Linked DNA regions of Homo sapiens: regions 1 and 2 are each linked to region 3. Evidence: chromatin loops called from intact Hi-C (ENCODE). Cell type or tissue: Calu3. All regions are shown on one strand.

Region 1 (8,000 bases), 370 kb after region 3:
GTGACACAGAACCAGTGCTCTTTTCCCCAGGTGGAGCCCTTGGAAAGGCAGAAAGATGCCAGTGAACAAATGGCTGTGGATGTGCCTAGGTAAATGAGATCTGAGATCACACCATGGAGTTTTGTAATCATAAAGAACGCCGGCCAGGTGAGACTGCTCACACCTGTAATCACAGCACTTTTGGAGGTGAGGTGGGTGGATATTTGATGTCAGGAGTTCAAGACCAGCCTGGCCAACATGGTGAAACCCCGCCTCTACCAAAAATAAAAAATTAGCTGGGCGTGGTGGCATGTGCCTGTAGTTCCAGCTACTCGGGGGGCTGAGGCAGGAGGATAGCTTGAGCCTGGGAGGTCGAGGCTGCAGTGAGCCGAGAGAGCACCACTGCACTCCAGCCTGGGTGACAGAGTAAGACTCTGTCGAAAAAAAAAATTGCCAGTTCTGAATGAATCTTGCAGAAAAAATTCAGTACGTGTTAGCAGCTACCTGTTTGAATGGCCAGCCAAAGACAAGACCGGAGGATGGTGGCTGCAATGATGCCATGCACACAGATAACAAAAGGACCAGTAAGCCACCTCACTACCAGTACTATAGCCCCACGAGACACAAGAACTTGGACTTTGAAGCTTAGGGAAGCTAGAGAGAAACCCCAAATTCCCTGTGATTATATTTCTAGCACCACCCCAAAAAAGGATGCTCAAAATTTAAACTATATTGAGTTGTAGAAAAATATGGTTAAATTTTTCACACTCTTGAATTTTAGACTTAAAGTCAACTACTATACTTAATAATAGAAATGTTTGGTGAGGACACAGAAAAATCAGAGCTGAGCAAACAAATTTATTTCTTTTTCTTCCATAAACATATGTATATCAGGAATGCTTTTTTCTTCACGTTTCTCAGTGTATCAAGAAATTCCTTTTTTAATTTTAAGATATACCATAGTTTTGCTAAAAGATGAGAAGAATAGCCCACAGTAAACATTTACCTCACAGCTAAAATTGGTACATGTCCCAAAATTCAAAGTGGGTCAGTAGGCCATACAACCAGGCCTACAACCTAGGAAGATAAAAACACAGCCTGCAGCATCTTCAGTTTATCAGTAAACAAATGTAAGATTCCCTCTTATGAGTAAACAAACAAACAAAATACATATATATATACATAGCATGTACCTTGTCATTCCAAAGTCTGAAATTTTTACTATGCATGTTGAACTGACCAAACAATTCCTTGCCGCCTATGGAAAGAAGAAAAGAATCCAAGTTTGAATACAAGCTTTTATTTCAAGAGTTTTTCCTCTCCTTTTCCTTAGGTTATTTGGACCCCACACTACCTCTCTGTGTGTACCGCCAAGTCATTTTTATGGTGATATCCATCAATGGTATAGATTCAATAGTTTGCCTTCACTTTTTTTTTTGAGACAGGATCTGGCTCTGTTGCCCAGGCTGGAGTGCAATGGCACCATGTTGGCTCACTGCAACCTTCCCCTCCTGGGGTCAAACCATCCTCCCACCTTAGCCTCTTAAGTAGCTGGTACTACAGGCACACATCACCACACCCAGCTAATTTTTCTATTTTTAATAGAGATGGGGTTTTGCCATGCTGCCCACGCTGGTCTTGAACTCCTGGCCTCAAATGACCCACCCACCTTGGCTTCCCAAAGTGCTGGGATTACAGGCATAAGCCACCATGCCCAGGCTGCCCTCAGGATTAATTCAATCTGAAAGATGATACAACTATGAATCTTGGCATAAAAATAGTGTATTTTTTTTAACATCTTTATAGGAAAGCCCAAAATACATAACAGATAAGGCATAGTCATTTTATATCTTTGGGATCTCTAATACGTAATAAAAATTAAGAAAATATATTTTAAAACATATCTCACTAAAGATAACTATTTACAGTGATAATTTCATATTAAAATTATCACAATGAACTGAATATAATGCTATGTAGAAACAATATGTCTGATGCCAAAGCAATTCATTTTCAGCAACTTAATCAAGAAAATCATTGATTTGATTATTTAGCCTCATGTAGGTAGATAAACTATTTGATAGAATTTTCCTCTTTTCAGCTAATTTGTGGTTCAATTAGTCAAGCAACAAAAGCAAGAAACTTGAAATAATAAATCACAAGTAACCAGTTTAGAAGATGCCAGCAAGTCCTAGCAATGACCAAACCACAAGAAAAGTTTTTGACAGGGAAAAGACTCATTGTTCACGGACATATTTTAAGTAGCATATAGGGAGATAAAATAGAACACAAAAGAAAATGAGCAAACAAGAAAAAAAAAACAGGAATAGGAGGACCTGTGAGAAGCCATTTAGAGCAAATAAAATGACCGGAACTTTCACCCAATTGTTATCCGGAAAGACAAACCTGCAGAGACTAGGAAAGTGAGCTAGGTGGAGTTTACACCATATTCATCCACTCAAAAATCTGCTCATTTCTCCTAGGTGCTGGATACGAGGGAATGTGACTTTAGGGATTTTTTTTTTAATGATCTATCTCTGTAATAGCAATAGTTAGCACTGCTGAGCTCCTCTACATGCTAGACACTGTTTATTAATTCATGTAATTCTCCCAACAAACCCATATGAGGAAGGTGCTATAATTAATACCATTTTACTGGTTAACTAGCTTGCCCAAGGTCTCACAGCTAGTAAAAAACGGAGACAATATTTCAACCCAGCTAGCCTGGCTCTAGAGCAGTTATTCTCAACCTCAACTTCACATGAGGCTCATCAGGGGAATTTTCAAAAAATATTGATGCCTGGGTTTCAGCCACAGAGATTCTGATTTAATTGGTCTGGGGTACGGCCTGGCTATTGCGATTTTTCTAAAAGCTTCCAAGTAATTGTAATGCGCACCAAAGTCTGAAGTTTGAGAATGACTGTTTGCAACCTGTGTTCTTAATCACTGCGTGGCATCTCAGATATCTAGGCCTTGATCTCAAAGACTCTAAGTCTCATAAGATAGACTCTAGTATTTGTGTAAATGACGTAAATAATTAACTATTGGGTGAAGCAGTAAATAGCAAATGACCTGAGTGTTCCAAGCCATGGGTGGGATAAGCATACTTCCCAAGGTGTGCTGGGGCCAATGTAATTATGCTCCCTTTTTCTCCCCAAAATACTGCAGCCTGAACAGTGAGTAATATGATCACTTTGATCATGTGTGATGGAAGCACAGAATTACTTCCAAGGGGCGATATCAGGGATTTCTCATAGACTTCTCCAATTCTCATTTGAGTTAATTTTTAGATTTAGAAATGAGACATGGAAGAACATAAGGACATCAAGGGAATAGTGTGAATATCACGAATAAATGTGGAATGAACAGAAAGTGTTACTCAAGGGGAGGTAGCAATGCAGGGAAGCAGTGCTCTTAGCATATGGTTTGGGGCAAGACAATCATTTATTTAAATAGGAATGTTCTGAGCATTACAGAAAAAAATAATTTAGCATTCCTAGTCTCTTCAATAATGCCAGTAGTGCTCTTGAAATCCTGTTAGGACCAAACAACCTCCACATCAGGAGCAGTTATGCCCCTAGGTGACATTCTTTATATAAAGTGGAGACTAAAACTGGAACTTGTTCTTCACTGTTGTATCTCCAGTGCTTAGCAGAATGCTTGGCATATACTAGGCACTTGATACATGTTTGATTATGGGTTGAAAGAGAGAAAGGTGGAAGGAAAGAAAGAAGAAGGAAGAGAAGGAAGAAGGGAGAATGGAAAGGAAAGGAAATCAGTTTTAGTCACATGATAGGTTAGGTGGTTAATTAGTTCAAGGCATATTTAGAGTAAAGCCTTACTTGGCTATGAAATCTCCTTTGCAAAATTATGACTGAGAACCTAACTGACTCCATCTTGCTTCTAACCTCCAAGCTGTCCTTGTTCATTCCTGGGCGTAGGCTAAACTAACTTTGGGAGGAATTTATAGTTTATAGTTTAAAACGAAGATGATAACAGCCCTTTCCCAAAACAAACCTCCCTCTTGCCTGGGGACTAGACTTCCTTTGTAGGACAGACAAATTAGCCACAAGATTAGAAATTATGGTTTAGGAGTCAGACAGCTGGAGGCTACAAGATTCTGATTCTCCTTAAACTGCTCCTAAGATCAGTGCTTGAGATATTTTGCAGACCCTGCACTTGATGGATCAGCTGGCACCACCCAGATCGATTAACTGGCTCACCTGATCTTCTGGCCCCCACCCAGGAACTGACTCAGCATGAGGACAGCTTCAACTTCCAATGGTTTCATCTCCTACCTAACCAATCAGCTCTCCTGGTTTACTGGCTTCCCCCCACCCACCAAGTTGTCCTTAAAAACTCTGGTCCCCATATGCTCGGGGAGACTGATATGAGTAATAATAAAACTCCAGTCTCCTGCACAGCCGGTTCTGTGTGAATTACTCTTTCTCTATCACAATTCCTCTGTCCTGATAAATCGGCTCTGTCTAGGCAGCAGGCAAGGTGAACCCATTCGGCCTTTACAGCTACAGCATCAATGGACAATTGAAAACAAAGTTACATTTTACAACAAATTGCATGAATAGGTAAATGTTTAAAAATTAAATCAAGGACACATTATTCAAAGTATTGAAAGTAATTGTCACATCCTTCTGAATATAGGTATGATACAAAAAAAAAAAGTAAATTTGCACCATACTTACCAAATCCCTATGAATATAGCCATTCCTCTCCAGATATTCCATTCCTTCACATATATCCTGGCATACACTCAGTAGCATTTCCTTCCTAAGCTTTCCTTTATTCTCCCTGAGATAGTTAAGCAGGCAGCCATTTTCCATGAACTCTGTCACAATGTAAAGGGGCTTCCGCTGTATACAGACTCCATAAAGTTGCACTAGCTTTGAATGAGATAATTTCCTGGTGAAGAAAAACATACACCAGTGAGCAGAATTGTGTTTGCATTTTTAAATGTTTGAACATAACTGGTAGTATTTACCATCTATTTATCACTCTCATTATCAAGATAAGATAAAAATCAACCCAAACACAGAGGAAGTAGTTCAGTTTCCTTGCCACTTAATGCACTGAGAATGTGGGGTCAAGAGTTTAAGTGGTAATGCCAGAGGCAGAGTGGAGACAGAATATACACTATATTCTACGCGTAAGCATTTTATGTTTCTCCTCTTCATTTTATAATCCTTTTGTTTCTTCATCACTGTTTATCCTTGCTAGGTCAAGCAGATTTCCTTTCCTGTTCCTTGAATTCCAACTTTCTTACCTGCAGCTGTCCAGATGAAAAATTCTGGACAGACAAGAGGGAGGAAAGAGTGACTAAAAGAGAAAACAAAAATTAAATTCTAAAGCATGAAGTTCTTTAAAAGGAAAATTGTAGATAAAGTTGGAAACTAAAAAACATTTACCAACATGAAAACTTGCAGTGTATTTGGTAATCACACACACACACACACACACACACACACACACACACACACAAAGACTTGAATGTTGCCTATTAAAATATACCCAGAACTTTTTAGTTATCTAGACTTCAAAAGTTTATTGGTTTTGTGTGCGTGTGTGTGTAATACTATATTCAATCTCTAAAAGCCTTTTATGCCAACTAGTCATCATGGAAAATAATATTCAAATTAATGCTTATAATTTTAGAAGATGTACCTTGTGTCAAATGCATCTTGAAAAGTTATTGCTTCTTTTCATTCTTTTCATTCATAAAGGTAAAATAAAATCAGTGACTTGGGAAGACTGTGTACCTTAACACAATGTATATGAACGATTTTTGACTCATTACCATAAAATTAGCTTGTGAAAACACTCCAGTTAATGTGGAAGAGAGGCATTCAGAGAACTTAACATTATCTTAATTTGGAGATATATATATATTATATATATTTTGTCTGATTTACTTTTTGAATTCATAAAGTGTACTTTCAGTTAAGAGATGCAGTTTACATATATATAGAGTAAGTGCAGAAAAGCAAGTCTTGAGATGAAATACTAATTTGCCACAAGAAATCCACCAAGTTGATACCCACATGGAAGCATTTGAGAATTGAAATGTTACTGCATTTCCTTATCAAGATCACTGGTAAAAATCTAACAGAAATAAGGCAAACCTTTATCAGAAATCAGGCAAAAACAAACTCTCGCATGTGATTCAGTCTAACAAATATGACAAATATTTCTCACAAGCATAGAAAGATGCAAATGGAAAATCTACATTCTTGTTTGTTATAACTCTAGGACTTCTTAATACACATTATTTCTCAGTTTAGAGAAGTATGTGGGATTCATCATAGGGCAAACACACATTTAAATTTATTTAAATTTGTTATTTAAATATTTTCAGACCCTTTGCAGGCTTCTCCAGTTCTCCTTTTCTAATCATTCTCTTTCCCTAAGTAATCGCATTAAGTTTCAGGGTTTTAAATATCATCATATCATTTTGATCACTCTCAAGTTAATACCCTCCACTCTGACCTTTTTCCTGAACCCCAGACTCATATATTTACCTCAACACTTGATCACACCTAATAAATAACAGGCTTCTCAAATCCAACATGTCCAAAGCAGAATTCTTGATTTTTCCCCCTAAACCCGTTTGGTCTTCCCCCATCTTTGTAAATGGTGCCATCCTTCGCCTGATATAATAATGTACACCAAAACCTCAGCATCATCTTTGTTCCTCTGGTTTCTTCCGACTACCTGCCACATTCAATTTATCAGCAAGTCTTGATGACTTTATCTCAAAAATGTATCCTGAAACAATTCTCCTCTTTCCATCTCTTGCCCTCTGACATATATTAGTTTTCCAAGAGTGTATTGATAATTATGTTCATTAAGATCAGGGTTTTTGTGCCCAGATAGTTCACAGTTTTGATTTCAATTAGAAGCTCTAACAATGTTTTGTTGTGGGACTACAGGCAAATTACATAATGTAAACCAAAAATAAAATTCTAAGCCCCTAACCATCTGAATGGACTCTTCCTCTTAGCCAAGGGCATTCTAAAATTAACCTGTAAAACTAGTTCAGGCCACGATGGGAAGAGGGAGTTGGACATGCCTCATAACCATTAACATCAACACAGACACTGAGACTGATAGAACAGACTCTTTAAGTCTACTAAGAAACATTTACAATCTATTTTCCCTGAAACCTTCTACCTGGAAGTTTCATCTGCATAATAAACACAGACCATCTGTATTGGTCTCCACAACTCTTTAGAGTAACCAAGACATTCCTTTCCATTGATTCAAGTTCTTTGGATAATAACTCAACCAATTGTCAATCAGAAAATCTTTGAATCTGCCTATGACTTGGAAGCCCCCACTGATATGGACAGGAGACAGGGAAATACTGGGTAGAAGATGACAGTTTCCCCAGGAAAGTCCTCACCCTCAAGCCTAGATACCTATGGCCTTAAGTGAGAACAGCCATTCCTGTTTTTGTGCCCCAAAAGTTGCTTTTTGGCCCACCACGCCCCCTATCCTGTACCCATACAAATCGCAAACTCCAGGTCCAGAAGCAGATGAGGAGATGAATAGACAAACAGCAGAATGGTACAGCAGAGAAGGGGAGGAAAGAAGGAACGTCAGGAGGAGTTCAGCTGGACCAGTCAGAGAATCGGCTGTTGGATGGCCAAACTCCAGGGGAAGATCATCTTCCTACCCCATCATCCCCTGTCCAGCTTCCCATCCATCCTGCTGAGAGCCACCTCCAACAGTCAATAAAATCCCACATGCATCCTTCAAGTTTGTGTGTGACCTGATCTTCCAGGACACTGGACAAGAGCTTGAGATACAGAAAGCTGTCATACTGGCCCCCTGCCCTTGCAAAAAGGCAGAGGGTTCACTGAGCTGGTTAACCCTTAAGCCATCTGCGGATCACAAGGCTAAAAGAGCACACTACAACGCAGACCCACTTGGGCTTTGGGAGTTGCAGACACCCACCCCTAGATGCTGCTGTTGGGCTAGAGCCCAAAAGCACTCACCCTGATTCC
Region 2 (8,000 bases), 230 kb after region 3:
AGGAATGAAAAGAAAAAGGAAAAAGAAAAAATATCATGAAGTGCAAATTTACCAGGCAAAATAAGAAAGCTGTTCTGCCATGGGTAGGGCAGAGGAAAATTAGAAAAATTAAATTATCACATTGACTTTCCTAGCCAGCCCTAACTTTAGGGGACTGAATCCTTTTTTGCACTACTTAGTAATACTCTAATGATTAAAAAAGTACTGTATAATATGAATTTCATTAAAATAAAGTAATTTGAACAAAACTGGACTATCATTTTACTTTTTTAGAATAACCTTCATAACAGAGAAAATAAACTAAGCACTCACCATATTTAATATACATTTTTTCAAATACTCAGCTAAATAATTTGTCAATCAATAAGTAATGGAGTCTAACAGATATTCAGTATTGTCAGGCACTGGACAGACATACTCAGAGATGGGAAGGGTTCACTGTATGTAAAGTACAAAGGTAAGGATAAAGAGGTCATGAAGTTGCTGAGAACTAAGAAAATGATTAAGGGAAAGGTGAGATTTGAATGGAAGGAGGCATTCTGAGTGGTAGGGATGTCATGAGTCAAAGTTTAAATATGAAAATAAGCATAGCCCGTGCTTGGGATCAGAATGGAGAAAATTCTGTTGAATCCCACAGCCAAGGTGATAAATAGGGTTAGCAAAGACCTTGAAAACAGAAGTAGAAAAGTTTGGTCTCAATGTTGATGGTAGATAACCATTATGAGGTTTAAGAAAAGGGAGGTAACATCATAAAAGCAATATTTTTCAGGAAAACTAATATAGAGATAGGATGCTTTGAGATGGGGAGGGCCTTGTGGTAGAATGGCCAACTAGAATTAAAATTGTAGTAGGTCTGACCCCCGGTTTACAAATTCAGATGTGCAAATAGTAATGCTTCAGTAATTCTAGTCTTTCAATCAACTTAATTTGAGCTCTTGAGTTTTATCTTTCCAGGATGGGTTGGAAAATTTACCTGTTTATTAATTAAATCAAGAAACGTTTATTGATCCCCTATTATATCCCAGGCACTTTCCAGGCACTGGAAATGAGCAATACATAAAATAAAGGACCTGTACTCATGGAACTTTCGTTTTAGTAGAGAAGACAGATAATAAACATATAATGTCAAATTATGATCTGTGCAGGCAGATAAGGTGAAGACGGTTTGAATTTAAATCAGGTAGTTCCAGAAACCACTGTAATAGGGTGACATTTGAACAGAGACCTGAATAAAGGGACAGCATAAGCCACTGGACACTGGGGGAAGAATTTCCCCAGATGAGGAAATGGAAAGTATAAGGACCAAGAAAAAGTAATATATTTGGTGTATTTCAGGAACAGCAGGCAGGCTGATCTCACTGAAAGAGAATGAGCAGGCAGAAGAGTTGTAGGCAATTAAACTGGAGAGGTAATCAAAAGTCCTTTAATAGGTAGGACTATGGTGGGAATTTTTTATTTAATTTTTAGCAAGCTGAGGCAAGGGAGTTACATGATCTAATAATGTTTTTAAATGATCACAGTGGTTACTACAGGGAAATGGACCATTGCTGGAAGGGAAGCAAGAGTGAAATTAAAGAGACCTGTTAAGAGGCTACTGTACTTGTTTAGGTGAAAGGTGGTGGTTTGGACTAGGAGTAGAAAAGGTGAGTTATGGTCAGATTCAGGTTATATTTTGAAGATTGAGTTGACAACATTTACTGACAGATTAGATATTAGGTATGAGACTAAGAGGCAAGAAAAGATGACCCAAAGTTTTTCACCTGAAGAAGTGGTAGGTGCCATTTACTAAGATGGAGAATATTAGGGAAGGAACGGATTTGAGGACAATATCATGAGTTCTGTTTAGGGCACATCAAGTTCTCACCAAAGGATATATCAAGTATGTAGTTGAATATGCAAGTCTGGAGTTCAGAGGAGAGGGTGGAGATACAAATTTGGCAGTCTTCAACACATAGACATTATAAAGTGTCATAAGATATATGAGCTCACTTATGGAGTGAATATCATGGCTACACAATACTTTGATATTTAAAGACCTGACGATTAGGAGAAAGCAAGGGAGATGGAAGTTCAGGCAGAGAACTGACCAAAAGCCAAGTGAAGAAAGTGTTTCAAGAAAGAGGGAGTGATCATTTCTGTCAAGTGTTACCAAGTGGTCTAATAAGTCTTGGACTGAGAACTGACCATTAGATTTAGCCATATAGGGGTCACTGGTGACCTTGATGAGAGGTTTCAGTGGAGTGGTAGTAGCAAGTCTTAATTCTGTCAGATTCAAGAAAGAACAATAAGAAAAAAATTCTACAAGAACAAATGCTACAAAATAGTTTTACAAGAAAGGAGAACAAAGAAAAAGGGTGTTAACAGGAAACAGAAATGGGGTCAAGCATCAGGTATTAATATTTGAGGCATTGTGCACTATGGGGACTATCCCATAGAGAAGGAAAAAGTGATAACACGTGGGAGGTGGAGTGGAAGATAGTAGAAAAGAGGATCTAGAAACTTGTGCACAAGTGAAAGTTGTAAACTTTCCATAGGAACTTGTAGTGTTTGTCCATCGTGACATACTTATCTCAGACATTCTTCAGCCCGGCCCCCATCCTGGATACTGTAGTGGAAAGTCACTAAGATCTAATGTGATCGCCACTGCACTGGAGAATGCTTCTAGTTATTGTCATCAGAGTGCAGAGCCCACATGTCCATATGGTATGGATCCTTCAGGTGCAGTGGCTCTTTGTTCAGGGCTGTGTTTTGAGCATGAGACTCTTTTGGAAACTGGAAACTTCAGGTCTGGGGTCCATATTTCTCTTAGCCTTTGTGTTTCTGGACTAGAGTCCCATGTCCCCTCCCCATCACTATTTATTCACATATGGCAACTATTCTCTAGACCTTCTGATAAAATATATTCAGGGTTCACGAAGCAGAAATTCGTTCAACTATCTATGCTCAGAAGCCTCGTCATTTTCTACAAATGCAAGAAAATATTTCTTAAAAGTTATTTCTAATGAAACCAAACCTCTTTGGCATATTTTTGCAATTTCTTACTGGCTACAAAACTCCTTATGTAGGTCTCAATTGCATTTGATTTCTTAGAGCCAATCATTTTTAAAGTATAATTTGAATTATTCTACCCTAAGTGTACTCCAGTGGAATTTATTCACACTGAATTTATCCAGTGGAGTTTATCCATACTGAGTAAAGCCCATCCACCGGTATTTGTCCTCTTTAGGCATTGTGAAATTACATGTGAATGGAACAATGGAAATACTGGTAATGTAGATCAATTAATTATCAGGGTTTTTTTGTTTTGTTTTGTTTTGTTTTTTTGTAAAGTGAGGAGCTGGAAGTGATTTATTAAATTTTAAAATGAGTGGGGAAAATTATATTCCTATCCTAGAGACCCCCTGATAACAGTGGGCAAATGTTCATCCCTTGAGTGCCACTGGGTGGCTCATCTGTCATTCTTTCTGAGGAGAGTAAGCAATGATACCACTGGGGGAGATCATGGAACACCATGGACTTTGGTGCCACCAAAGTACCTGCACTCCTTGGCATCATGAGTCTTTGTGACAAATCCAGGAAACAGGCTCCCTGCTCTCTGAAGAAATAACTCAAGCAGCTCTTTGGACCAAGTCCAAGGTTGTCTGAAGCTCAGCCCAGATAAAACAAAAATGAACCTGATTGGAAAGAGGAGAAGTTGGAATCTTTGTGAGAAACCCAGGTAAACAGGCTCCCTGCTCTCTGAAGAAATAACCCAAGTAGCTCATTGGACCAAGTCCAAGACTGGCTGAAGCTCAGCCCAGATAAAACAAAAATGAATCTAATTGGAAAGAGGAGAAATTGGCAATCTGACAAGAAATCCAATATCAACTCTTTTAAGAACGAACATTGTCAGGCTGGTGAGTAATTTTGTGGTAAATTGCTATTTTCAGAATCCCAAAGGGATACATTGATGAAAAATGCATTCGTTCATCTCTAACCAGTCAGGAAATCAAGAGACAGACTTAAAATGTAATTCTATGAAGCATTGTCCCAAATTCACTCAACATGCACTCTGGCCAGCTTAAAGTAGAAACATATGGATAACAGGCATGTTATCACCAAGTAGAACCCCATAAGGCATTCAACTTGGTCTGTGTAGAAAGCAATCAAGTCCAATGTCATAGTGAAGTAAGCACTGAACCCAGGGTCAAAAGTCCAGGCTTTGCCACTGAACTAGCTGTGTGAATTTATACTGAACTCTTCTCTTTTTATTTTTTTGGAATAGTTCAAACATATCAAAAATTATAGAGAGCAATATACAGATATCTGTAGCTAGCTTTATCAAATCTTAACATTTGGATCCATTTGCTTAACATTTGGATCCATTTGTTTTAAAAGATATGAAAGAGCACAGACAGCTGAGGTGCTAGGTATTTCTCACCCTCCCTCCCATCTCATTGTCCTTCATCCCCCACAGAAGTAAGCACTACTCTGATTTCTGTCATCTGCCATTCTCCTGGCTGATATTAAACGTCTATATCATATGTGCAGATTCATAAACACGATTTAATGCTTTGTGTTTTTTTGTAAACTTTGTATAGGTGATATTGTGTGTACACATAAAAGTCAGCACTGACCAGGTGTGGTGGCTCATGCCTGTAATCCCAGCACTTTAGGAGGCCGAGGCTGGCAGATCGCTTGAGCTCAGGAGTTAAGTAAGACCAGCCTGGGCAACATGGTGAAACCCCAACTCTACAAAAAATACAAAAATTAACCCAGCGTGGTGGCAGATGCCTGTAATCCCAGCTACTTGGGAGGCTGAGGCAGGAGAATTGCTTGAACCTGGGAGGCAGAGGTTGCAGTGAGCTGAGATCATGCCACTGCACTCCAGCCTGGGTGACAGAGCATGACTCCCTCTCAAAAAAAAAAAAATGTAGCTAGGCCTGGTGGCACATGCCTGTCTGTAGGCCCAGCTACTCAGGAGGCTGAGGCAGGAGGATCGTTTTAACCCAGGAGGCAGAGGTTGCAATGAGCCAAGATTGTAGCCGCTACACTACAGCCTGGGAGAGGGGAGTAAACCCTAACTAAAAAAAAAAAAAAAATCTGGGTGCAGTGGCTCACCCCTGTAATCCCAGCACATTGGGAGGATGAGGTGGGCGGACCACGAGGTCAGGCGATTGAGACCAGCCTGGCCAACGTGGTGAAACTCCATCTCCACTAAAAATACAAAAATTAGCCAGGTGTGGTGGCACGTGTGTGTAGGTCCAAGTAGGTCCAAGTAGGTCCAAGTTGGTCCAAGTTCTTGTCTCATGACCAGGAAGAATTAGGCACATGGACACTGGAGAGTGAGTGGAGTAGAATTTATTAAGCGAAAGGAAAGCTCTCAGCAAAGCGGGGACGTGGGGTAGTGGGGGTGGTTCCCCTACCCAAAGGTGGGAAAAAGTCCCCCAGTATGGCTGAGCTTGGGGCCTTTTATGGGCTCAGAATAGGAAGTGCATGCTGATTGGTTTGTGAGTATGCAAAAAAGATTAAAGTGAAGACATCACTCAAAGGTGGGCACAACAGTGTAGAAAACCAACAGAAAAGGGTAGGTATATGTAAAGTAGGTGAAGGGTGGGGATCAATCAGAGGAAAGCATGCCAAACGGAAAGACAAGTTCTCAATCTGGTCTGAGAATTTAACTTGTAGCTTGGCTTTCAGGCTTTAAACTGTCTTCAGCTTGGAGGTGGTGTTTCACCAGGGACCTGCCCCTATCTGCCTAGGCATGTGGCTGCCTCCTGCCTCCCTCAGTGAGACTCAGTTTAAAAAAAAAAGATTCCCACTCTCACTCAGTTTCTAATACTCTACATTCTCAACAACCTTACTATTGCCTGGCCATGATTTTTGTATTTGTAAAATGAGTAGGGATGGACTAGATGATCTCTGAGGCCTTTCTACATTCTCCTTTCCCTTTCCTTGAATTCCCCACTTTCTTTCTTCTTCACCTAGAGATAAACTAGTTTAGGGGATATCAAACTATTTCTTTTGAGTCTACACACCTGTTGATTCATATTTTGTATTCTGAACAGTCTATAAACCTGGGCATCCAATAACACAGTTTCAGTTAACACGAGGAAGAACATTACCTAAATTTACAGTGTCCTAAGTAGGTTTATTTCCAATACTGTTAAATCAGTAGTTTTAAGACTTTTTAAAGCAATGGACTTTTTAAAAATAAAAATGTAAACTTAATTTTAATATAAACACCGTTTGCTCCATTTTGTCCCCTTTTGTTTATCTCTAGTACATGTCTTAAACATCAGTAAGCTTTTTGTAATGTAATTATTATTATTCCCTTGGTGAACTTCCTGAAATTAAGAAATATTCAAATGCTTCAATGTGTCTTATTACTTTATCAATTAAATTTAAATTTTAAATTTTATTTGATTATGTTTTCAGTTCAAACTAGTATATAGTTTGTATACTAAAATCTTCTGGAAATATTTGTGTCAGAGAAATATTACTCTTTATTGCCAAAGAGCACTGATTACACCGCTTGTAATCTCTAAACAGCTTCGGGCTTTCAAGGTTATAATTGTAGACCTACATTGCCACCTAATGGTAGGAAGCTTAATCACACCATATTTTAAGTTGGAAACGGGTTTTTTTTTTAATGTATGCAAAATGTTAAAGCAGTCTCTTCCTATGAGAACTCTATATTATAATAGAGTTGGCAGAAGAACAGGGTAAACACGCACCAGACTTATTGGCAAGACTAGAGATTGAATTTCTATTCCCTCACTGATCTACCATCTCTGAGTCCCAGCTCCTCTCAGACACAGGTATTAAGGATCTTCAGATTTCATCCTACCCACCTCCCCACCCTCACTCCTGTCCTTATGCCAAACCTGTTCTAGTCCTCATATGTTAAGATGCTAGTTCTGGATGACCAATTGGCGTCTAGAATCAACTTGGAATATGGCTGGTGTCTGGGTTGCTAAAAGATGAGTTCCTGCTTTAGCATCCACATGTACCCAAGTCAACACTCTTATCATGAATTTCCCTAAAGCCATATGTTTCCTGTCTTTAAAAAAACTCCCTGATGAAGCTGGAATCCAATTATGAACCTCTGCATTGCACCCCAGGTGCCTGTAAACTAAAGCCCACAGTGCAATTTCAGCACATCAGATTCCTCTCTACATGGAGGAGTCACGAAAAAAAGAATAGTTGGCTAAATTCGCCTTACCCCAAGACTTTGAGCCAAGAATCAGCCACCTGTCCAATGTAAGCATCAGCAAGACTATAGAGCTTGGGCCAGGGGTCACCAAATCAGAATCCTTGGCTATATCTCTAGCCCAGATGAGAGTCAAAGTATTCACCCTAGTCCTGGATGCTGTAATTAGGGGTGCTTCTTCTTGGGAGCCAGCTCTAAGCCAGGTATGTAACCCTCATTCTCCCTATCTTACCATATCTACCTGGTATGGGTAGCCAGTAAGCCTCTTTACACTGTCTTAGAGGTTTTTATAACAGGCAAGAAATGGCACAGAGAAAAAGAACAAAACGCAGATGAAGAAGTAATAACAAGAACAAGAAGAAAAAGAAAGGAAAAGGAGAACTTGTGTCAGAGAGAAATACGTTATGGTATTATATACAACGCACCCACTCCAGGACTAGACATTTCTGTAGTGAAGATATTGAAGGAACAGCCAAGATGAATGGAAACACAGGACTTCAAAGACATAATGTATAGTTCAATGGATATTCTACTGGTACAATAGAATAAAATATGCCATCAGCATACCCCAAGCAAGGTCTGTTTAAGTATCTGAAATGTCAAATTAACAAGAAGCCATTTTTAATCATGTCATTATAGATAGGGATAGAAATCTTCTAGTGATCTGTGTTAAGAAAGATTTTTTGAGCCACATCTGGGTTCAGCAGAAGATGGCTGATTGATTACCAATGTTTTCCACATCCACACACTTGCCAGATAGTTTCCTTTTCTTTTCTAGGACCATCCTCTCATTAACTCCTTCCTGGTT
Region 3 (8,000 bases):
ACAAATGTTCAGAGAAAATCCCAAACAACTCCTGAAATTAAGTCAACTCATTGGTTCATTTTTTTCCTTTGAAATAAAGCTATGCTTTGATTCAATGAAAACTTTGCCATCTGGCCTTCAGCTTAAATTCCTAAAAATAAGAGCTAAGTATACTTATTGCCTGCCTGATAGCATGATGGAAGAGCTATTACTCTATAAAAAAAAATTAGTCATCATAACATTTTCTAAAACATTGTCAAGAAACAACAGAATAGATCTGTAACTGGTGGCACTTTGATAGGAGAGAGAATGTAAATAGAATTTAGAAAGCATTTCCATGTCATCATTCAACATTTCAAGTACAGTCACAGTAAAAAATCCTACCCAGTAGATTTTAAATCTAATTTAAAAAGTAGAAAGTTTTTTTTAAAAGGCAGAGTAAAAAGCAGGAAGCTAAGCTTTATGATCAGAGACTGCCAGAAACTGAAGGCCAAGCAGAAATCTAAAGAATCTTAATTACATTTCAATTTTGGAAGGAAGGAAGGAAGGGCGGGAGGGAGGGGTGAGGGAGAAGTCCTAAATATGACCTGGAAGCATTTTTTTTAAATCGTTGGAAAACAAGATGTACATCATGATTCTGTTATTTATCATTTCCTGAACAGAAGTGCAGTAACATAATTTCAAATTTCTAAAAAACATGGGCAATTTTTAAACTTTTTTGCTTATTATCTATCTGCCTCTCAATGAGACAGACAGATGTTTCTAAATTCAAAGATAATTTCTCATTTAGGTTTCTTGGGAGGTGCTACCTTCCGAATTTGTTTTAGGAAATAAACACTTAGTTTCTTTAAAAAAATTGTGTTTAATAATACTTTAATATATTTTTGAGACTTTCCTCCAATTATAAGGCTGTTTCAAGTGACATTTTGCATTTATTCACTATGAATCATAAAATGATAGCAATGGAACAACATATAAACTACTTCTGACAAATTTTAAACAAATACAGGATGGTTTCTATAAAAGAGTTAAATGATTGCATATAAATCTAAGAAAAATAAAGGAGATAAATTTTATTTGGAAAGAAAATAGTCTCTTGCATACATATGGTAGTATCTGAAAAGCTATATATATATTAGTATTTTTTCTAGACCTTTTTTAAATGTGTAACTCAGTCACAACGTTTATGGAAAGACTTAGGACAAACATAAACAAAGAAAAATCATCAGTTTGAAGAGCCATCCCATGGTATTTTTCTTATTCGTTGGGCTATACTGTACAAATTGAACAAATTTCATTTTACAAGTTAACAATTTGTGGACTTCATTCCAACTCTAACCAAACTTATTTTTAATCACAGTTTCTTTTAGTCCATTTTATGTATTGGCTATTTAAAAGCTAAAATAAATTGCCTATGACTTTACAATATTATGTATCCTGAGAACCAGAAATAGAAAAAAAACATACTTCTTTCAAATTTACAGTGAAAAGAACTTTGAAAAATATCTTTCAAAAACAGATTACGGTTCTACCCTAATGTCTAAAAATTCACTTCCAATCCCATGAAGAATGTATTGCATCACTTTCCTACCTACTCTCTATTGTTGATTACCATAACTTGACTATTTCAAAGCATTAGCATTCTTTTTTTTTCTTTTTTTTATTATACTTTAAGTTCTGGGATACATGTGCAGAACGTGCAGGTTTGTTACATAGGTATACACATGCCATGGTGGTGTGCTGCACCCATCAACCCGTCATCTACATTAGGTATTTCTCAGCATTAGCATTTTTAAAAATCCACTGATCTTCAGGATATTGGTACTGTAGGACCTCAACTATCTTCCGGATTGGATAACCAGCGGTTGGATGCCAAGATTCTGAAGCCCTAGGTCAGCACTCCGCTGGAGCCCCTCCTATACTCTCCATTCCCTTCACTCACCACATAAACCCCACCCACCAGCTCCCATGCAGCAGCCGGTAGTGACAGCACATATTCACTGGGTCAAGGTAGAATTGGGAAAACCTAGCTACTTCTGAACATCTGACCCTTCATGCTTAAACTACCCCAGAATAATCAGATAACTTCCATTCTGAACACTACCATAATTAAGAGAAAAAAGTTAATGGTGAGGAAATGAGTTCATAAACACCCTGATATCCACACTAATACTGAATCTACAGACCAGAAAAGAAACTATTCACAATCATGACCTGAGATAGGAAAATAAAGGTAATCTTGTAGAAAAGCAGAGATTGGTATTTAAACTTACACTATCTGCGCTGCTTTGGCGAATTACTTAACTTTTCTGAGCTTCAGTTTCCTTACCTGAATCCCACCTACTTTGGGATCGTCTCTGAGTATATTAATCAGTAATGGACATAAAGTGCCGAGCACCAAATCAGGTAAGGCCCAGTATGTTCTGTTTACTAAGGCTGGGAAGTGTACAACTCACCTCTGAAAGATGGCCATCTCAAACTATTGAAAAACGCCTTTTGCTTAAAGGGTTAACCTGCAGTTAAGCTGAGGTCCTAACCCCCAAACTTATGGATATAGCATATCTACTTAGACTTGGAAGGTAGGGGCACCTGGGTTCTTTGAAACAACCCAGATAACTGGAGGAGAAAGTGGTCTCAAGTGATCAACACACACAGGCATTAATACAACAACATCTAGGAACAGAATTATTTAATACGAACTTCTCTTTGGCTCATAAACAGAAAAGGAAGTCAATTGCTTCAGGAAAGTTGATTTTCACTGTTTAATCGTTTGTGTCCTGTTAAATGATTTACACGCTGGTGGAACACAGAGGTCTCTGGATTCTTTCTCCCAGGCTCCTCCGCTTTTCTACTACCGCATGCCTTTCACAGCACACTACATAAAATCTCTCTCAGTATCCCTAGTTACCAGGATTGCATATAACAAAGCCACACAGACTAAACCTAACAGGGGAAAAAAAAATTAACCTTGCGTAAAACTAAATACAAGCACAATTTAATTAACTCGCATTCCAGAGTCATAGCTCCCAATTTGCTAAGTCTAGAGGATTGGTTACACAACATCCAAGCACTCAGCAGGGAGGGGAGAAAAACTGCTAAAATGTTTCCAGAATCTTCACAGGACTCACATGTTCTTTTATACTGGTAAACAGGAATGATGGCCCCTGTGAACAATCTATAGCCATCCAATCAAGGAGACAGAACGAGCCAGGGCAATAAGGGGTAAGAGGTTCAAAGAGGTTGAAGTTTCAGGAGAGACTACAGGGGAAGAAATGTACAGAAAATATCTGGCCTTAAGATTAGCCCTGAGTCAAGCAGAGAATGGTCTACTTTATCCATAAAGAGGGAACGCATTGAGCAGATAACGGGAAGTCAAAAACTGTGCTCCTATTCCTATGAACTCTCATTGCTGCAATTTGAGCAGATACAGAGTCTCCTCTAAAAACACGCTATCGATCAACTGAATATGCTTAACCCCGAGAGGTTTCATAACATGAAGATATGTCAGTGGTGGAGGGTGTGGGAGGAGGGGCTGAACTCAGAATACAGGTGATACTTCTGAGAGAAGGTTCATTTTTTTCCACTTGACAAAAGGGTAGGACACGTGCAGTTCCCAAGCCATATCACACGATGGCAGCCATACTCAGCACGTAGTCGCTGTGAGGCACACACAGGGAAGAATTCAGCCTGATCCCCTCAACTGGTGAGAGGCATGGCGACCCAGTGGATTTCAGCTAAGAGATATCTTTTCTGAAGGGCATACTTGGCTTGTGATTGCGACTGAGTAAATCTGAAATAATGAAATCCCACTTCTACCAATGATTACTTAAGGTAAGTGAAAGCCCTTCACAGTTTATGCCTACTCCTACTGTTTGCACACATTTCTACTGCTTTTTTTCCCCCTGACTGGTTTATCAGAGCTCCTTGTGTTGCAATTATTTTCTCCCAGTGTTTCCTGTATTTGTCTTTTAAATCTATAGCTTCTTCAGCTACATGAAAGTTTTGCAAACGTGAAGTCTAACATGTCAGTCTTTATGGTTTACGTCTTCATAAACCATGCTTATATTTGTGATAGAACAAAAACTCTGTGAGGGCAGTGAATTTTACCTGTTTGGTTTCTTGCTGTGGCTGAAGGACCCAGAAGAGTGACAAGTGTAGAGCATGAACTAAATAAACTTTGCATTCACCTAGAGCCTTTCTAAAGCAGATGGAAAATACTACTGCCAAAATTAAGAGATACATTCTGGCCACAATACACCAAAAACAGGCCACAAGATAGAGAAACTAGGTCAGATTTCCTAATAGTCAAAACTGATTTCGACGTGGCCATAGGGGGAGGAGACAGATTGATCAATCGGTTGATTTTTGTTAAAATAATCAAGCTTCCCAAAAGCCATAGTCAAAATGAAAAATACGTAGCCTGACCTCTCAAAATGCTTTCCAGATTCAAATTTCAGCAAAAGGGAAAGAAATTTATTAACTGCTTTGAAGCCAGTACCTTTCTTAACACCTACCACAAGAGGGAGACCACATCATAAATTCAAGCACACGGCCCGTAAAATATTTGTGAAGTGCCCCCCGTGTGTAACAGTATTTGAAAACCATCCTATTTCATGTGTTTTCAGTATTTATTTTAAAACAAAATCATAGCTCTTTTAAAAATCATTTTGCATTTTACATGCCAACACAAAAATATGAATCCTCATAAACCAATAACTATGTTATTTGTGCATTTATTTTAGAATTTGCTTTTTACATTCTTATAATAAACAATAACTTCAGAAATTCAGTTTTTACTCAGCCAGTTTTGTTTCAAATGGCTTTTTATACATTTTTACTACTAATTTGTACATAATGTGATTTCTGTGGATGCTGAATGGATTTTTCAGCAGGTGATCTCATTACAAGATAATCTCATTACAAATCCCTGTTAGAATTTCTCACCGTGGTATCCAGATTGAAATGAAATTCTTCACAGCTGTAGAAAAGTTCTTCCGAAATTTGTTGGTATCATAAGCTCTAAACTGCTCTACTCTATGGACTTTCAAGAAAACTACCAACTTTTGCCTTTCCGTCTGGCGGCAGCCATCAGGTAAGCCAAGATGGGTGCATACAAGTATATCCAGGAGCTATGGAGAAAGAAGCAGTCTGATGTCACGCGCTTTCTTCTGAGGGTCCGCTGCTGGCAGTACCGCCAGCTCTCTGCTCTTCACAGGGCTCCCCGCCCCACCCGGCCTGATAAAGCGCGCCAACTGGGCTACAAGGCCAAGCAAGGTTACGTTATACATAGGATTTGTGTTAGCCGTGGTGGCCGAAAACGCCCAGTTCCTAAGGGTGCAACTTACGGCAAGCCTGTCCATCATGGTGTTAACCAGCTAAAATTTTGCTCGAAGCCTTCAGTCCGTTGCGGAGGAGCGAGCTGGACGCCACTGTGGGGCTCTGGGAGTCCTGAATTCTTACTGGGTTGGTGAAGATTCCACATACAAATTTTTTGAGGTTATCCTCATTGATCCATTCCATAAAGCTATCAGAAGAAATCCTGACACCCCATGGATCACCAAACCAGTCCACAAGCACAGGGAGATGCGTGGGCTGACATCTGCAGGCCGAAAGAGCCGTGGCCTTGGAAAGGGCCATAAGTTCCACCACACTATTTGTGGTTCTCGCCGGGCAGCTTGGAGAAGGCGCAATACTCTCCAGCTCCACCGTTACCGCTAATACAAGTAAAGTTTGTAAAATTCATACCTAATAAACAATTTAGGACAGTCATGTCTGCTTACAGGTGTTATTTGTCTGTTAAAACTAGTCTGCAGATGTTTCTTGAATGCTTTGTCAAATTAAGAAAGTTAAAGTGCAATAATGTTTGAAGACAATAAGTGGTGGTGTATCTTGTTTCTAATAAGATAAACTTTTTTATCTTTGCTTTATCTTATTAGGGAGTTGTATGTTAGTGTATAAAACATACTGCGTGGTATAATAGGCTTAATAAATTCTTAAAAGAAGAGAAAAAAAAGAAAACTACCAACTTTTCTCAGCAACTATCCTATGAAAATTTTGTGACAGTCATTTCAAGACTGCTTAAAAGTAGACAGAACAGGAGGCCAAAAACTTCATAAAATGTGGTATAATTCGAAGGAATCCTGGGAGGTCTCTCTGCTTAAAATATTTCCCAGCTGAAATTCCTCACTGTGAATCCCACTCGTTTAACTTAAGCCAAAAGTCCTCAATTAAAAGCCAATTCCTAAGGACTCCTCTATCTTGCAACTAACCAAGATTTCCAGAGGCTCTCCACAAAAGGCACAGTCCTGGACATGGCAAAACTACAGGACCTTAAGAGATGAAGCCATTATCAGTGATTAATACCTCAGCAGATAGCACTTAATATATTCATCTTCTTTATTTCTACTTTTTAAAAGACATTAGAGAATTTAGATGAGAAAATAGGAAAGGGTGGCATCTAAAGAATGGGGCCCTGGTGAGAATATACCTGGGTATGTACTGACCCTACAGGACCAGGGGTCAGTGTGGGGTTAGCAGGGGCTAAAGAAGAGGGGAGTAGTAAATTACAAGGGAGTAAGAGTGGAGGGAAGTCCTTTGCCATGCTAAGAGCCAGGCATCCATGATCCTTTTAAAGCTAATACTTATCTGGTGCTTTCTCTTCACAGTATATGTCTTAAAGACTTTACCTTCATTTTTCCATAGAACACATTCAAGAGGTGATAACCTCGTTGACTAGAGGATGAAACTAAAGCTCCAGTTACTTTCCCCATAAAATAGCTAATAGGTGGTGGAGCTACATATCAGAATCTAAGCAGTTTGACTCCAGAGTTCATGCTGTTAATATCAATGCTCAAGAGGGCCGTATTAGTTTCCTATTGCTGCCATAAAAATTTGCCACAAATTGGGTGGCTGAAAACGACAGAAATTTATTCTCCCACAATGCTGGAAGTCAAAAGTCCAACAGGGGTCTCACTGGGATAAAATCAAGGTGTTGGCAAAGCTGTCTTCTAGAGGCATCCCTCATTTCTTGGCACATGGATCCCCTTTGTCTTCAAAGCCAGTAACATGGCAGTTGTTTGATCTTAGGGCTGTCATCACATCTCCTTCTCTGACTCTCCTCTTCTGCCTACCTTTTTAAAGATGCTTGTGACTGCATTGAGCCTAATGAGATAATTCAGAATTCCCCTATTTGAAGGTCAGATGAGGAGCACCCTTATTTCCATCTTCAACTTCAATTTCCATTGCCACATAACCTAATTACAGGTCCCAGGATTTAGGACATGGACATCTTTGGGGGGGTCATTATTCTCCCTACCACAGGTGCCTTAATATCTTATTCATTTTTTATGTGCCTCTGGGTTCCATACCAACAACCACCTGCAAATGGCTGACTCAAGCAAGTGTGCCTTCTCTCCCACCTGCTGACTGCCCTCTTCTTCCCTCCTATTGCCTTTGTCAGAAATGCTGCAGCCTGGAATCTTTCTCTAGTCGAAATCTTTGGCTCTGGTCTTATTTCGCTCATTTCTCCTACAGCGAGGAGCCAAGGTGGCAGCCATCTTGGCCATGCAAGATCAGTGGGAGGAGAACTGCTGTTAGATCCTACTCCTGTAATGAGAATGTTCAAAAGACTGGGGAATAATACTCTAAAATGTAAATAAATCTGACATCAGGCCTTGGTTCAACCAAGTGTTCCCTGTGCTTTTGTAGCTATCAGCTACAAGTGCTTGTGACTTTCCCAGGAAGCAAAAGCTGAGCAAGAAACAGAAGAGGGCAATGGCCTGACGAGGAGCTTAGCCTTGACTTCCCTCCCTTTCCATTTGTCGTTAACAACCCAAATCTCTTTGAAACCTCAAAAGAGCAATATATTTCAGGACAAAAAATAAGGTAGGAGATGTCATATTGTTCTGCAGCAGACATAGAAAAGACAGCAAAGAGGCAGTTGCAGAAAGCTGAACAGATAGATAAATCCTTCAGCCAGGGCTGGCTACATAATTTGCAGTACTTTATTTATTTATTTATTT

Evidence for each region. Peaks named below come from ENCODE experiments on the same cell type or tissue, not always from the same donor. Only the 100,000 strongest peaks of a DNase experiment are listed, where the experiment ranks them.
Region 1: it touches region 3 in a loop (7-fold over the local background); 11 of 110 quality-filtered maps call a loop at or near these places.
Region 2: it touches region 3 in a loop (7-fold over the local background); 15 of 110 quality-filtered maps call a loop at or near these places.

What each region holds. Positions count from the first base shown.
Region 1 is chr4:48,075,230-48,083,229 of GRCh38, forward strand. It overlaps TXK (TXK tyrosine kinase), which reads right to left. Exons shown (of 15, transcript NM_003328.3): 11 at 4,683-4,899; 12 at 1,173-1,237. Among named protein-coding and RNA genes, the nearest start is that of TXK, 55 kb to the right of the region's middle. In Calu3, no CTCF peak of the experiment used is centred here; DNase peaks (open chromatin) are centred at 4,222 and 5,072.
Region 2 is chr4:47,927,436-47,935,435 of GRCh38, forward strand. All of the region lies in intron 1 of LOC101927157 (a long non-coding RNA gene), which reads left to right. Among named protein-coding and RNA genes, the nearest start is that of NFXL1, 17 kb to the left of the region's middle. In Calu3, a CTCF peak has its summit at 6,614 (motif pointing left); a DNase peak (open chromatin) is centred at 3,626.
Region 3 is chr4:47,701,291-47,709,290 of GRCh38, forward strand. All of the region lies in intron 5 of CORIN (corin, serine peptidase), which reads right to left. It also overlaps the pseudogene RPL15P7. Among named protein-coding and RNA genes, the nearest start is that of MIR8053, 53 kb to the left of the region's middle. In Calu3, a CTCF peak has its summit at 4,476 (motif pointing right); a DNase peak (open chromatin) is centred at 3,631.